5 separate regions of the Homo sapiens genome follow, and regions 1, 2, 3 and 5 are each linked to region 4. Evidence: chromatin contacts called from ENCODE Hi-C or POLR2A ChIA-PET data. All regions are on one chromosome and are shown on one strand. Each heading gives the region's core, a stretch centred on a gene start or an enhancer-like site at or near the end of the contact. The rest is flanking DNA. Distances are from core to core; before and after follow the strand shown.

Region 1 (2,700 bases), core at 181-2,680, 1.3 Mb before region 4:
CTTGGAGTGTGGGGAATCCCTGAGGGCAGTTTGGTGAGAAATAAGGTGAGAAGGGTCTTTGAGACAAATTTTGAACTTGGCTCCAGGAACTGAGTTACTCACTCAGTAAGTTAGAAGTTAGTTTAGGTTTGGTTTAGAGGGTGAAGAAAATTTCTAATATTGAAGAAGGAGATCTGGCAACTCAGACGAAAGCGGAGTTCGAAGGCTGGAAGAACTGGAAGCTGGATTTAAGAAAGTACTGGGGGAGGGAAGGGGAAGAGGATTTACTAGGGCTCTTTTCAGAGGGGAAGTCGATTCTGGGTGAAGTGTTTCGAAGGCAGGGTAGCCAGTGGTGAGGAGGAGAAGAGAAATTTGGGTGGACCCTGGATCTGAGTATGATGGAGTGTGGATGGGGTACTGAGGGTGGTGTCTAGAATTCTGTGAGGGTGAGCTGCACTTACAAGGGGTACTGTGGGTGAGGAAGGATATTTTGAGGGGAGGAACCTGTTGAGGAGGGCTTGGAGAGAGTGAAAGGTTTCCGGGTGAACACTGGATTTAGGAGATTAAAGATTTAAAAACATGGGGGAGGGTCAGTTGAGGACAAGGGTGAACACTTCAGGGCTGTGCTTGTGGGGGCTCATGGGGGGTGAAAGAACAGAGTACTGGAGAAATGGGAGGTGGGGCTGAGGGTCCTGAGTGACAGGGGTGAAGGCGGTGCTGGGAGAAGTTAAGGAATGGTAACCATGATGTATTAGGAATCAGCCTACCCATATTCCGGGTAGGAATGTGAGGCAGTCATTAAAGTACTTCAGGAGACACCATAGTCGAGGGATTACAGCGGCGCTGGAAATATGCAGGTCTGGCATTTTTCAGGGAGAAGAGGACTCAGGATAGCTGGCTGGAAGTTAGGTTAAAGGAGAGGGAATCTGAGAAGCGTTCAAGATGGAGAATCTGAGATAGCATCGAGGGGTTCTGGAAGAGAATTTGAGGGTTCTGAGGTTCCTGTGCTAGGAGATTGTGAAAAGTCCCAAGACTTCCAGATTAGGGGCTGTGGCAGCCTCCATGGTAGGGGCTTGGGGGCGGAAACGGGTTCACTAGAGGAGTCATGAGTGACTGCAGTCAGGTTGGGGCCGATCCTGGGACGGCGGCGGGCGGCGGGGACCCGGAGGCCAGGCTCACCTGGGCAGGCTGTCCTGGTAGTGCATGGTGGGCACGATGCTGCGCTGCAGGTACTGGCCGGGCCCGGAGCCGGCGCTGAGGGGCCGACTGGGGGCTCCCGGACCAACCGCGGGGCCCCGGGGCCAGGCGCGCAGCAGCAGGCGGGGCACCATCGTCCCGGGAGCCTGCGGCGGCGAGAACGCGGCAAGTGGGGAGTTCTGGAGTCTAAACACAAGGCCGCCGCCGCCGTTAGCGCCCAAGACACTGCGTCAGGACTCCTGAGGCACTTCTCCGCCCGCAGGCCACTTCCGGCCCCTGTAAGGCCATCGGCTCCGCCCCGGACTGGCTCCTTCCGGGCAGGGGCCGCTCACTGACAGGCCCCGCCCACTAGTAGGCCCCGCCCGGAAGGGGGCCCCAGCCTCCGCGCTGCTCGTCTCCCTTCCCTTCCCTAGGAGGCGGGAAACCGAGCGCCGCAGCCGCTCCTTCCCCTTTTTTGGAGCAAGACAGAAACTGGAGTTGGAAAAAAAAAAGAAAAGCTAAGAAACGTGATTGGAATCTGATAACCCAAAATTTGATCCAGGCTCCATCCTTGCGAGACTGTGGACTAAATTTTAAACCTCTATTTCCTCACCTAAGAAGTAGATAGATCGTAATGATTCAAAGTACCTCCCAAAATTCTAGATATGAGATAAAGATAACATGTTATGCACAGTGCATGGTGCTTAATAGGAAAGCAGTAAACGGTAACGGATGTTACTGTTGTTAGTAATCCGTGCTGAAGGTCATTGACATATAATGACCCTGAACCCTGCACAGCTACTGCCCTGCCAGCTCACCTGAGTGGATGGATATTAGAAAGGATTTGTGCAGGAGTTGGAAACCTGGAGTTTCCCGCTGGCCACCACTTCAGTGCAGAAAGCCCCTTCCGAGCGGAATCCCCTCTGCCTGAACATCCATTCTTGGCTTGAGCATTTCCAAAAACAAGAAGCTCACTGCTAAGAGGAAAGAAACCCTTGTCCTCCGGCTCTAGGAAGTCTTCCGTGTTCAGTCTATTGGAAGAGGCTTCCTGTCACCACAGACCACCTCCAAGATTCCTTCCAACTCCTGACTCTAAGATTCCGCTACTTGAACATAGATCTATCATCCCTCATCCATCACAAAACAGCTGCAGAACAGCCCACCACGCCCCAATCCCTGATCTTAGAAGTAGCTGCAGGATTAAGTAGGCTCTACTCCCATTTTACAGAAGAAGACAGGGAGTTACCAAAAGACACACAATTATGCTGCCTAGCTTGAGGCACAACAGAATTCCATTTTGGGAACAGAACTGCCCTTTAGCCGTTTGGGGCAGCCAAGTACATTCTGTCTGTTCCATAATTGGCTAAGCAGAGCCAGAAGCTGGAGCACACCAGAAAGAGTACTGGATTGGGAGTCAGGAGACCGGACTTTTAGTTTCAGCTCTTTGTTATCTAGTTAGGTGACCTCGGATTGAACAGGAAGATCACTAACCAGCTCTGGCACTCATTCAGTGGTGATCACAAATGCTTAACCCATTTCCCGTTT
Region 2 (2,700 bases), core at 190-2,689, 2.0 Mb before region 4:
AGCCTGAACCTCCCAGGTTCAAGCAATTCTCCTGCCTCAGTCTATGGAGTAGCTTGGACTACAGGTGTGCACCACTACACCCGGCTAATTTAAAAAAAAGTTTGTTGTTGTTGTTGTTGTTGTTTTTGTGGAGATGAGGTCTCACTATGTTGCCCAGGCTGGTCTCAAACTCCTGGCTTGTGATCCTCCTGCCTTGGCCTCCCAAAGTGCTGGGATTACAGGTGTGAGCCACTGTGCCTGGCCTGGACTAATTCTTTACAAGTTTTCTCCACCACCGGATAGATCTCTTCACGGCAGAGACTTGATCTATCAGTTGTATTCCCAGTTTGTCCTACAGTGCTTTAGACATGATTGATAGTAACATGATTTTGGAAGTGAATAGGATATAATCTTAAAGCATTCAGGAAGCCATTGTTAGCAAACGTTGCAGAGCAGTAGGTGTGATCTCAATTCCTCTCACCAGCCTATGCATTTCCTTAGTCAGTAAATCACTGAATCTATTTCTGTCTTGAGTATTGCATGTTGACTGTGGCATGTGATTGAGCATAAAAAGGCGTTAGCGATATGCATCCAGAGATCTCACTGAGGTCTAAAGCACTGAGAAGACTTCATTAGGTGAAACTTGGGTTGGTGAAACACCTTTTTTCTTACTGGCAGTATATTAATGATAACATTTGTATAGCATATTATTTACATCCTCACAACATCACCAGGATATTTTTATTTTCATCCTTATCTTACTGTTGAAGAAATGGAGGCTCAGAGAAGATAAAAATATTCAATTTAGCAAGTGGCAGATCTGGAAGTAGAAACCAGATTTTATGAAACCAAAGGCATCTCTAGAGAATTTTTTTTTTATTTCAGTAAAATTACTGCGTACCTATTGTGGAGAAGACCACCACATCCTTTGGTTTCACTTTTAGGTGACTTATAAAGTAATAGGGAGAAATGAGGGCAGATCATTTTGCTAGCTCTAACTGAAGAATTCCAGTCAATCAATACTGTGGCTGTTATCGGCTTTATAAAAGACTACTATTCCCAGCATGCCTCAAGGCACCTCCAGGAAGACCTTGACTCCCAGCATTCTGTACTTTGGAACTCCGAGTCCCAGAATGCAACATTCCTCCTACTTCCTCTCAGGGGGCCGTCGAGACTACAGTTCCCAGCATGCAGCGCCGCCACCTGCTTCTGGCGCCCCGCTGGACCCTGCTTCGAAGGGACCGTTTGGTCGCCAGAGGGCGGTTCCTGGAGTTACAGCCGCGTTTGCGGGACGTGTCTGCGCGGCAGTCCTGGCCTGTTGAGCTTGTCCAGACGAAGCCTCGCAGGGATGGGTTGGAGCCTGGGCCGGGCTTCGCTCAGGCAGCGTTTGAGGCAGACCCAGCAGGGTCCTCCTGGGGCCTTCCTGCCTTTGAACTGCGGTGGCGGGCGGGCGCACGGTCTCCTGTACGCCCTAGACTAGGGGCCGCCATCTCCATGGCCACGGCCGTGAGCCGGCCCTGCGCCGGCAGGTCGCGGGACATACTGTGGCGCGTGAGTGCGGCGTGCACTGTGGCACGCACTGCCAGGGTCGGGCCGGGCGGGCAAGCTCTGATCGCGCGTGCGCGCTGGGCGGGGGAGGGCCGGTCCCGGGGCAGCGTGGAGAGAACGCGTGGGGAAGGCACCACTTGGGGGACTGATTGCAGGGTTGTGGGAAGTCCTGAGTGGAAGTTGGTTACGGGGTAGGAGAGGGGTCCTGAGTGGAAGGAAGCTGGTCAGAGTGGGACGGATGGACTGAATGGAAATTGGAATAGGGAGTGAGGCGGAGTTTTACGCAAGGGTACCGTATCCAGTAGGTGCAAAATAAATAACTTAATTTGTTTCGTTAAGAAGTGGGAAGGAATGCACGGAATTGGAAAGAAATGTGGCATTAGTAGAGGCTGGGGTTAGGGTCCAGTAAGCAGGGCAGGTGTTCTTTGTAAGGTAGAATGGGACTGAGCTGAGTGGAATAGTACTTCCTCCTTAAAGTTACGGAATTAACAGTACTACATCGCTTCTCTGGAGTGCAAAGAGAAAGAGGAGAAAGATCCCTTTTGGAAAAGTGCTTCTATCCCAGTGCACTGCCATCTCCCCTGTATTCCAAACTAAAAACTTTTGGGTCCGTAAGTCTTATCTTTTTTTTTTTTTGAGCCGGAGGCTCGCTCCCTGTTGCCCAGGCTGCAGTGCAATGGCGCGTTGTCGGCTCACTGCAACCCCCGCCTCCAGGGTTCAAGGAGTTCTGCCTCAGCTTCCCGAGGAGCGGGGATTATAGATACGCACCACTACGCCCAGCTAATTTTTGTATTTTTAGTAGAGATGGGGTTTCACCATGTTGGTCAGGCCGGTCTTGAACTCCTGACCTCAAGTGAGTCATCCGCCTCGGTCTCCCAAAGTGCTGAGATTACAGGCGTGAGCCACCGTGCCTGGCCTCTAAAATTTTTTTAAAAATTATTTTTATAATAGAGATACGATATCTTCTCCAGCCTGGTCTTGAGCTCCTGGGCTCAACTAGTCCTCCTGCCTCAGCCGCCTAACTATTTGGGACATCAGGTGCATGCCATCGTGCCTGGTGTATGTTTAGCATGCATGAGTACTTCATTCCTTTTTGTGGCTGAATAATCCACTGTATGGACATACCACATATTTTGTTTATCCATTCATCAGTATGTGGGTATTTGGGTTGTT
Region 3 (2,700 bases), core at 76-2,575, 1.0 Mb before region 4:
CCATGTTGGCCAGGCTGGTCTCGAACTCTTGACCTCAGGTGATCCACCCGCCTTGGCCTCCCAAAGTGCTGGGATTACAGGCGTGAGCCACCGGCCCCGGCCTATTTACATGTTGGACTGAATTAGGTACGCTCAGCCCACTGGTAAAATAATAAACATTTTAGGGCTGTTTTCTCAGAAATAGAACTCTCCCTAGGAACTCTTTCACAAAGCATATCCATTTAGTATTGTTCAACTAACATTCACTGAGGGTCTTCAAGCATCAGGAACGTTCAGGGCGAGGGGCACAGCAGTGAATAAGCCAGGTACCCAGTCTAGAGGAGCTGCCATGCTAAGAGGGCGCGCAGACGCCTATGAGCTTTAGTACTGCCCGGTACTGCCGAGCACAGTAAGTGCAGGACAGAGGTAAGCACAGTGCAAGGCTCTAGGGGAAAGTCAGGAGGATCCGAGGCGTCCTGGAGAAGATCCGATCTGAACGGATCCTTTCAGGATGCACAAAAGTTAACAGGTGAAGATACACGGTACAAACAGAACAGAAGCAAAGCAACAGAGGCATCAGACAACTGCGTCCGGGGAGAAACGAAAGGCAGTTTGGCATTAAGGAGCATGCGGGCGATGAGGGGAAAACGGCCGTGGGAGCCTGCGGCGTCCGGGTCCCAAGCAGTCACTGGAGGGACAGAGGGAGGCCGGAATCTGCCACTCGGGCCGAGGCGCTGGGCATCAGGAGCGTTTCTCCTCGCCATCCACATCTGGAGCTGTCTCTGTGAGGGCTCCTGTGGGGGCTGTTCCTGGGAGGGCCGAGCAGGCGGCATTCGCGACCTGCCTCCCTCCGGGGCAAGCCAGCCCACACACCTCGGGACTCCGCTCAGAATCTAAAGAGGTGAGATCCTTGGATTATCTCGGGGCTGCTTCATGAACTCTGACCAGAAGAAAAGGGAAGGAGGAAGCAGAAGGCCGCAGGAACCAGCCCGAGACGCTATGACCCCAGAGATTCCGCAGAGTACAAGCCACCAAGTCGCCACGCCGATGACCCACGCGCGGAGCAGTCGAAGCTAGGAGACCGGAGGGACAGAGAAACCCAGGCACCGACCGCCCCCGAGCCTCAGAGGGCCAGCAGGGCCGCTGCTCGGTTTACCTTGGTCATGCCAACCCCCACCACGAACACCCGGCGCAGGGTCGCAGGCTCCCACGGGGAAGAGGACATGGCTGCACCAGTGCGGGACCGGGGCGGGCGCCGCGGACGACTGCCGGCACTGACAGGCGGAGACTGCACCAGAGCTCCCTGAAGCCCGAAGCCAGGGCCGCGGGCGGCAACACAGGCGCGTGAGAGTGCGCGTGCGTAGGGGCAGGAGGAGGGGGCGGGGTGGGGCGCGTCCTGTGGGGCGGGGAGCGTTCTCTAGCCCTTAGGCAGCCGAATCCCTAATTTGCGGACTTGGGCATGGGACTGAGTCAACCTGTCCCCATCTCTGATCCTGTGCTTAGGTTCTGTACGGTGAGCGGGAGTAGGCTTGCAGTGGGGCCTAAGACTGAGAGGAGGGGTTGGCCGGAAAGCGGACTCATGAAAGGTGACCCTGAGGAGAGCCGTTGGGGTTCGTGTTGGAATTGGCCTGTGTCCTGTTAGCGGTGGCAGTTGAGAGTGAATTCATGAATTTAAACTCACAGGACACCAAGAAAGCGGGGATGGGCAGGATCTCACACATGGATACAATGTCTAAATCAAAAAACCCAGGCTCCGTCACCAGCTGCGTGACCTTTTTAATCTTGTGAACAAAAGTTCTCCGAAAAGGAATTTGGAAGACAGAGACTTTATTCCAGCAAACCGGGGAGAAACAGCCTTCCATGTTTATTGGAGACCGGAGTCTCGCTCTGTCGCCCAGGCTGGAGTGCAATGCCGCGAACTCGGCTCACTGCAGCCTCCGCCTCCCAGGTTCAAGCAATCCTCCTGCCTCAGCCTCCCGAGTATCTGGGATTACAGGCGCGCGCCACCACGCCCCGCTAATTTTTGTATTTTTAGTAGAGATGGGGTTTCGCCATGTTGGCCAGGCTGGTCTGGAACTCCTGACCTTAGGTGATCTACCCACCTTGGCCTCCCAAAGTGCTGGGATTACAGGCGTGAGCCACCGCGCCCGGCTCCCCGGTTTATTTTATCTTATGTAAAAATGCAGATTCATTGAGCTAGATGAATGCATAAGTGACTATTTCTCTACCCCCCTCACATGTGAAGGTTGATCAAAGACTCAGAAGAATGCAACCGTTTGCCTCTTATCTACCCACATCTTTTTAAAATTTATTCATCTTTCCCCAATATCTGCCCCTTCCCCTATAAAAACTGAAGCCCTCAAAATCATCTTTGGAGAAAGGCACGGACCTGTCTCCAAAGATGATGCACGTCCTTAAACTTGGCAAAATTAACTTCTAAATTAATTGAGATCCGTTTCATATACTTTTCGGTTTGCAGTATCAGCATTTAGAAAGGCTCTCCTAGAAGATTCTAAGGATTGCTTCTTGGCCATTTGGCTAAGATCAAGTTTAGGAGATTCTAAGAAGCCCCCTCTGTGCTAAGTAAAGAACTACTGAGCTAGGACTAGACCAACTTAGTAAAATTGCTGCGCTCAGTGATGCACGCCTCCCATCTGCTCAGGAGGCTTCGGCAGAAAGATCACTTGAGCCTGGGAATTCAAGGCTACAAATGTGCTATGA
Region 4 (2,700 bases), core at 112-2,611:
ATGCAAGCTCCCCCAAGGCAAGGCTTTAAATTTTTGTTGTCGTTGTTTAGACAGGGTCTCACTGTGTCAACCAGGCTGGAGTGCAGTGTTGCAATCACGGCTCACTGCAGCCTCGACCTCCTGGACTCAAGCGTTCCTCCTGCCTCAGCCTCCTGAGTAGCTGGGACCACATGCACGCATCACCAAGCCTGGCTAATTTTAAAAAAGAATTTTGTACAGACGGGGGTCTCACCATGTTGTCCAGGCTGGTACCAAATTCCCAGGCTCAAAGCAATCCTCCCGCTTCGGCCTCCCAAAGTACTAGGATTATAGGTGTGAGCTATCACTATCACGCCCAGCCTAAGGCAAGTTTTGTTTTGTTCATGGTTGTATTCCTTGCATTTGGAACTCAGAAGAGGCCTCGAAAACCTTGAAGATACAGTAACTATCAACACATCTCCCTGCTTCACGTCTTTCCCCGCTCATTCGTATGTATGAGCTATGATCTCTTACCCCATGGTGTCAGTATAGTGCATCTTACTAATTTCAGCTGCTTTTTAGCTTTCATTTATGTTTGTATTTCCGTCACATTTTACATTGCTAACCAAAGACCACTGCTAGCGGGAAAAACTGGGAAAGGAGACTTGAAGGCAGCAGACGCTGCAGCTGCTCGATAAAAATTGGCCGAATTTAACAGGAGGCTGGAGGAGCTAAAAAACGTTTTCACACAGAAGAGTTAGCACATCCAGACTGGTCTTTTTAGCACTTTCTTAGGGCTTGAGGATGAAACCCCACCACTGTCGGGCCGACTGTAGGGTAGAGAAGAGCCAATTAGTATTTGCGGCGCTCGGGAGCAGCGTCCATCCGGCGGGTGTAGGAAAATACTTCCGGCGTTCTGGTTTTTTATGTGCTGAGTCACAGCCGAAGGCTCGCCCCGGGTCTGAGGAGTAGGGTACCCAAACTATGACACGAATGGGAAAATTTAAAACTTTGGAATTAATTCTCTGCACTCGTTTCTCAGTTTTCTCATTAGGGGAATATTTTTCTTTGACACGCGGAGCACTACTCAGTGGTTTCCACAAAACACACTCGTACGTCATAAACGCGCCGGGGGCCCTTCTCCCGTCGTCCTCCGCGCCACTCTCTCCGCTTCTTCTCCCTCGCCCCGCCCACTTTGGGTTTCGAAATGTTCGCTGGCTGTTCCGAGAATCAGTCCGGGTCACGTTGGTGCCTCTCCTTTCCTGTTCTGATTGGTTGCTTACGTGAGCGTGACTACTTTCTTGCCTCATGATTGGCTGAAATCAGTAGCGTCATCGGCGGCCGGGAGGGCGGAGGGACGAGGGAAGTCGGCGAGAGGGAGACTGGGTTGGGGGAGGGGTTCAGGCCTGTTCCCCGCGGCTGCGGCAGCACCAGGGCCGGCCGCCACCGCCTCTAGAACGCGGAGGAGGTGGGTCCTGGGAAGCGGGATGTCCATCGCTCCAGCTTGGTGGTGAATGCTGAGGAGAGTCACTGTTGCTGCAGTCTGTGCCACCCGGAGGAAGTTGTGTGAGGCCGGGCGGGAGCTCGCGGCGCTCTGGGGAATCGAAACGCGGGGTCGGTGCGAAGACTCTGCTGCTGCCAGACCCTTTCCTATTCTGGCCATGCCTGGAAGGAACAAGGCGAAGTCTACCTGCAGCTGCCCTGACCTGCAGCCCAATGGACAGGATCTGGGCGAGAACAGCCGGGTTGCCCGTCTAGGAGCGGATGAATCTGAGGAAGAGGGACGGAGGGGGTCTCTCAGTAATGCTGGGGACCCTGAGATCGTCAAGTCTCCCAGCGACCCCAAGCAATACCGGTGAGGGAGGAGGCTTGCAATGGGGAGGCGAACAGTGTGCCGGCTTCTCTGTCGGTGCCGCCGTCACTTCTTGTCTCCATGTCTCCCAATGGAGCAACAGGGCACACTTTCCACCCCAAATGCTTCCTTGGGTGGAGGTGGCAAGCGTGATTAGAGGCTTCCCTGTGGTGTCAGCTGGGCAAGTGGGAGATCTTGGGTTGTAAGACGTCAGAATGGGAGAAGCTTTTCGAGTCATTTGAATACAGTCGCTAAAGCAAGAATGAAGGTTTCTTTGAGGAACGCAGCCTGAATGGTGAGGGAGTCTTGGTATTATGTTACCAGGAAAGGTTGACGGAGTTGGATACTTTAATTTGGAGGACAGGATATTTAAGGGGCATATTATCACTATCCAAAATATTTGAGGGACACTTAAGTGATAGGTGAAACTAGTGGACGAAAGTTACCAGAGGATGGTGTGGCTTCAGTAAAGTAACTTTGCATCATATTTGGCCTAAGTTGAAGTGACTTGTTTCCATGGGTAGTTCTCCATTACCAAAACGGTTGGGCGACCTCGTCCAGGAATATATTAGAGAGGGCTTAGGTCTCAGTTGGGTGAGTTGTAAGGTTTCTTCTAACCTTGAAATTCTCTACTTTTGGTTTGTACAGGAGTTCTCTAAACATTTCTAATAATTGGTGATTCAGTCCCCACCTGAGTATTTTCCTTCAGAGGTAGCTTATTTCATGGAGTATCATGACTATGATGTATCTTGCGTGTGTGTGTGTGCGTGTGTGTTTTAATAAGAGTCTGGGTCTTGCGATGTTGCCCAGGCTAATTTCAAACTCCTGGGCTTAGGGAATCCTCCTGTCTTGGCCTCCCAAAGTACTGGGATTACAGGCGTGAGCCACTG
Region 5 (2,700 bases), core at 201-2,700, 1.4 Mb before region 4:
GCACATATAGGTGAAAGGACGCCTGCATTTCGTTGTCTGTGTGCTAATGGTCTGTCTCCCCACAGGTCAGGGACCTCTCCGGGGCTGGCACCATGCCTGATTCACCTTGGTACCCGCAGGCCCAGCACAGGGTTGGCACAGAACAGGGCCTGAAATGCTTGCTGAATGACTGAATGAACAAGGGACAGGAGGGGTGATGATGGCAGGAGCACCGTGCCGGGCTCTCTGGGGATCTAAGTCCCTTTCTGGTGGGGTGGCCACAGATATTGCCGCTGGGCTGCCCTTTGGGGGACTACGGCTCAGGAGGCTGCTGAGGAGACAGGGTGGTTTCCAGGCCAAGGGCTAACAGCACCTGCCCATCCGCGAGGGAGGTGAAGGGGCAAGAGGGGAGGGAGGGTGGACCTAACACTGGCTCTTGGCACCTGCAGGCCGGTTGTTTTGAGTGGCCAATGCCCTGGAATCTCATTCTCTAAAGAAGGTTGTGTGGGTTGGACCCGGCTCACAAGTCTGAGGCTGAAATCGAATCCCAGCTCGCTCTCCGCACCCATTCTCCCCAGTGTGGGTGAGGCGGGCTGCAGCCCTCCAGAGGAAGAGGTGCCTTCTCCTTCCTGCAGAAGACAGCAGGGGCGGACAGCGCGGGCCTAGGTGCGCGGCCCCTAGCGGCAGGGATGGCATCCCTTCCGTGCCCTCCCCTTCCCCCCCGCCCGGCCCGCCCCACAGACCTCGTCTTTCTCCATCACAGCGAGGATTCCTTGTCTTCCCTGCGGGCCCCCCCTGGTTGCCCCTCTGACTAGGGGCCTGGAGCGTACTTAACGACGATGAATAGTCTGTGCACCAGGCCCAATCCACCTGCCTCACGTCCCCATGATCACATGAGCGTGCAACATGCACAGATGCACATGGCACGGAAACCAAACCAGCCACAGGGATTTATAATATCCCAGCCGGAGCCCATGACAGGTGCAGGGGTCCAGCCCTGCGCCCCCAGCTTCTCCCTGCTCATCCACATCTTGGGATCTCACCCCTATCCCTCCCTCCCCCGCCCCACGCGCACACTGCACAGGCCTGTTCGTCCTGTAACATCATTTCCCCTCCCGCCCAGGCTCACTCCTAGACATCCCTCAGCCTCTGATCCGCCTGTCACCTCCTCCAGGAAGCCTCTGCTGCTTCCTCTGGACCTGCTACCTCCGTGGTGAGGGGCTCGCCTGGCCCATCCCTGCGTCTGCAGAGCCCAGCACTCAGGCGAGCCCAGAGCAGGGCCGTGGAGCGCCCGCTGAGAGAAGAGTGGACGAAAGACAGGAGGGAGGAGGGCGAGGAGGCGGCGGCAGGGGGAGCGTGGGGCGGAGGCGGCAGCGGGAGGGAGCGCGCGCGCTGGCGGCGGCCGCCCAGGGCCGGGGCCGCGCGCCCAGCCTGAGCCCGCCCCGCCGCCGAGCGTCACCGAACCTGCTTGAAATGCAGCCGAGGAGCCGGGGCGGGCGGCAGCGGCGGCGGCGGCGGCGGCGGGGGCAGCGGCAACCCCGGCGCCGCGGCAAGGACTCGGAGGGCTGAGACGCGGCGGCGGCGGCGCGGGGAGCGCGGGGCGCGGCGGCCGGAGCCCCGGGCCCGCCATGGGCCTCCCCGAGCCGGGCCCTCTCCGGCTTCTGGCGCTGCTGCTGCTGCTGCTGCTGCTGCTGCTGCTGCAGCTCCAGCATCTTGCGGCGGCAGCGGCTGATCCGCTGCTCGGCGGCCAAGGTGCGTGCAGCCGGTCTCTGACTCGGCTCTGCTCCGCCCTAGCCACCAACAAAGCGCGGCCGGGAGGCCGGAGCGGGGAGGGGTCCAGAACCCGGGGCTATCGGGGGCTCCCGGGCGGACAGGCTCCACGCGAAGCGGCTATTCCTGAATTTGCCCTCGGCCCCCCGCCCCCGCGGGCCTCGGTGTTGAGGGCTCTGCCCTCTGGGCAGCGGATCTTGGGGGAGGGGTGCAGGGGGGCTTGGCCAGCGGGGAACTTTGCCGGAGGGGCGGCCATTCATGGTTCCGGATGAGCTGTGTGATTCTCGCCGTTGGGGTTTATTTGACACGCGCGCTCCGCGGCGGTAATGAGCAGAGCCGGGCGGCTTCTCCGCTTGACAATGCGTTTCCGCAGACCCCTGCGCGCGGCGGAGAGAGAGGGGGCTGCCTGCCAGGGTGATGTGCCTGCGGCTCCCACTGCGCCTGGCGCGCGGGCGCGGGGACTCCCTATGGGCTGTATCTGAGCAGATCTCTGACTATGGGTCGCGTGTGCGGGTGAGTGCGTCTGAATGGAGGGTATACCCAGGTCGTGTGACACTTTAAGTAGGTGCCTGGTCTCGCCGTGCCACCGAGCGGCCCGACATCCACGGAACCCCTGCCATCGTGCCCTCCCTTTGGATGGAGTGTGCCTGAAGCCCCCGGGGTCTCCATAATCGCCCCCTTTCCTCCTCCCCAGCGGGTCCTTCCGGGTGGCCCGGACTGCATGGTGGGGAGTGGGGCCGAGTCCGCTGATCCAGCTCACGCTCCCTCCCCCTCGCAGGGCCGGCCAAGGATTGCGAAAAGGACCAATTCCAGTGCCGGAACGAGCGCTGCATCCCCTCTGTGTGGAGATGCGACGAGGACGATGACTGCTTAGACCACAGCGACGAGGACGACTGCCGTGAGTGGCGGGCCAGGGAGCTCAGACCCGGGGAGAGAAAAGGAACGGTGGGG

Evidence for each region. Hi-C counts contacts between places; a loop is a spot of excess contacts on that map. ChIA-PET counts read pairs that join two places held with the same protein, here RNA polymerase II (POLR2A). Pooled maps may share reads with other maps.
Region 1: a map of CD8-positive, alpha-beta T cell shows a loop between it and region 4 (9-fold over the local background). The contact joins the promoter of CPT2 here to the promoter of NRDC in region 4. A Hi-C loop is called at or near these places in 4 of 168 maps with a recorded cell type or tissue (CD8-positive, alpha-beta T cell, naive thymus-derived CD4-positive, alpha-beta T cell and vagina) and 12 of 50 pooled maps. POLR2A ChIA-PET finds 5 or more read pairs at or near these places in 1 of 52 experiments (GM10248).
Region 2: a map of naive thymus-derived CD4-positive, alpha-beta T cell shows a loop between it and region 4 (25-fold over the local background). The contact joins the promoter of NDC1 here to the promoter of NRDC in region 4. A Hi-C loop is called at or near these places in 1 of 168 maps with a recorded cell type or tissue (naive thymus-derived CD4-positive, alpha-beta T cell), 1 of 37 single-sample maps with no recorded cell type and 13 of 50 pooled maps.
Region 3: a map of CD8-positive, alpha-beta T cell shows a loop between it and region 4 (33-fold over the local background). The contact joins the promoter of SCP2 here to the promoter of NRDC in region 4. A Hi-C loop is called at or near these places in 1 of 168 maps with a recorded cell type or tissue (CD8-positive, alpha-beta T cell), 1 of 37 single-sample maps with no recorded cell type and 8 of 50 pooled maps.
Region 5: a pooled map shows a loop between it and region 4 (16-fold over the local background). The contact joins the promoter of LRP8 here to the promoter of NRDC in region 4. A Hi-C loop is called at or near these places in 2 of 37 single-sample maps with no recorded cell type and 9 of 50 pooled maps. POLR2A ChIA-PET finds 5 or more read pairs at or near these places in 1 of 52 experiments (activated CD4-positive, alpha-beta T cell).

What each region holds. Positions count from the first base shown.
Region 1 is chr1:53,195,554-53,198,253 of GRCh38, reverse strand. CPT2 (carnitine palmitoyltransferase 2) reads right to left here and starts at 1,430. Exons shown (of 5, transcript NM_000098.3): 1 at 1,159-1,430. The coding sequence starts at 1,310. RefSeq lists a silencer at 1,087-1,446.
Region 2 is chr1:53,837,035-53,839,734 of GRCh38, reverse strand. NDC1 (NDC1 transmembrane nucleoporin) reads left to right here and starts at 1,439. Exons shown (of 18, transcript NM_018087.5): 1 at 1,439-1,530. The coding sequence starts at 1,474. RefSeq lists an enhancer at 966-1,445 and a silencer at 1,556-1,685.
Region 3 is chr1:52,925,901-52,928,600 of GRCh38, reverse strand. SCP2 (sterol carrier protein 2) reads right to left here and starts at 1,325. Exons shown (of 16, transcript NM_002979.5): 1 at 1,136-1,325. The coding sequence starts at 1,204. RefSeq lists enhancers at 903-992, 1,003-1,062, 715-1,230 and a silencer at 1,283-1,562.
Region 4 is chr1:51,877,388-51,880,087 of GRCh38, reverse strand. It overlaps NRDC (nardilysin convertase), which reads left to right and starts at 1,361. Exons shown (of 31, transcript NM_001101662.2): 1 at 1,361-1,813. The coding sequence starts at 1,473. RefSeq lists enhancers at 70-623, 1,014-1,193, 1,077-1,371 and a silencer at 1,274-1,323.
Region 5 is chr1:53,326,820-53,329,519 of GRCh38, reverse strand. LRP8 (LDL receptor related protein 8) reads left to right here and starts at 1,450. Exons shown (of 19, transcript NM_004631.5): 1 at 1,450-1,731; 2 at 2,528-2,647. The coding sequence starts at 1,608. LRP8-DT (LRP8 divergent transcript) reads right to left here and starts at 1,287. Exons shown (of 3, transcript NR_131923.1): 1 at 1,145-1,287. RefSeq lists enhancers at 1,014-1,243, 2,294-2,403 and silencers at 1,314-1,513, 1,584-1,733, 1,784-1,953, 2,469-2,700.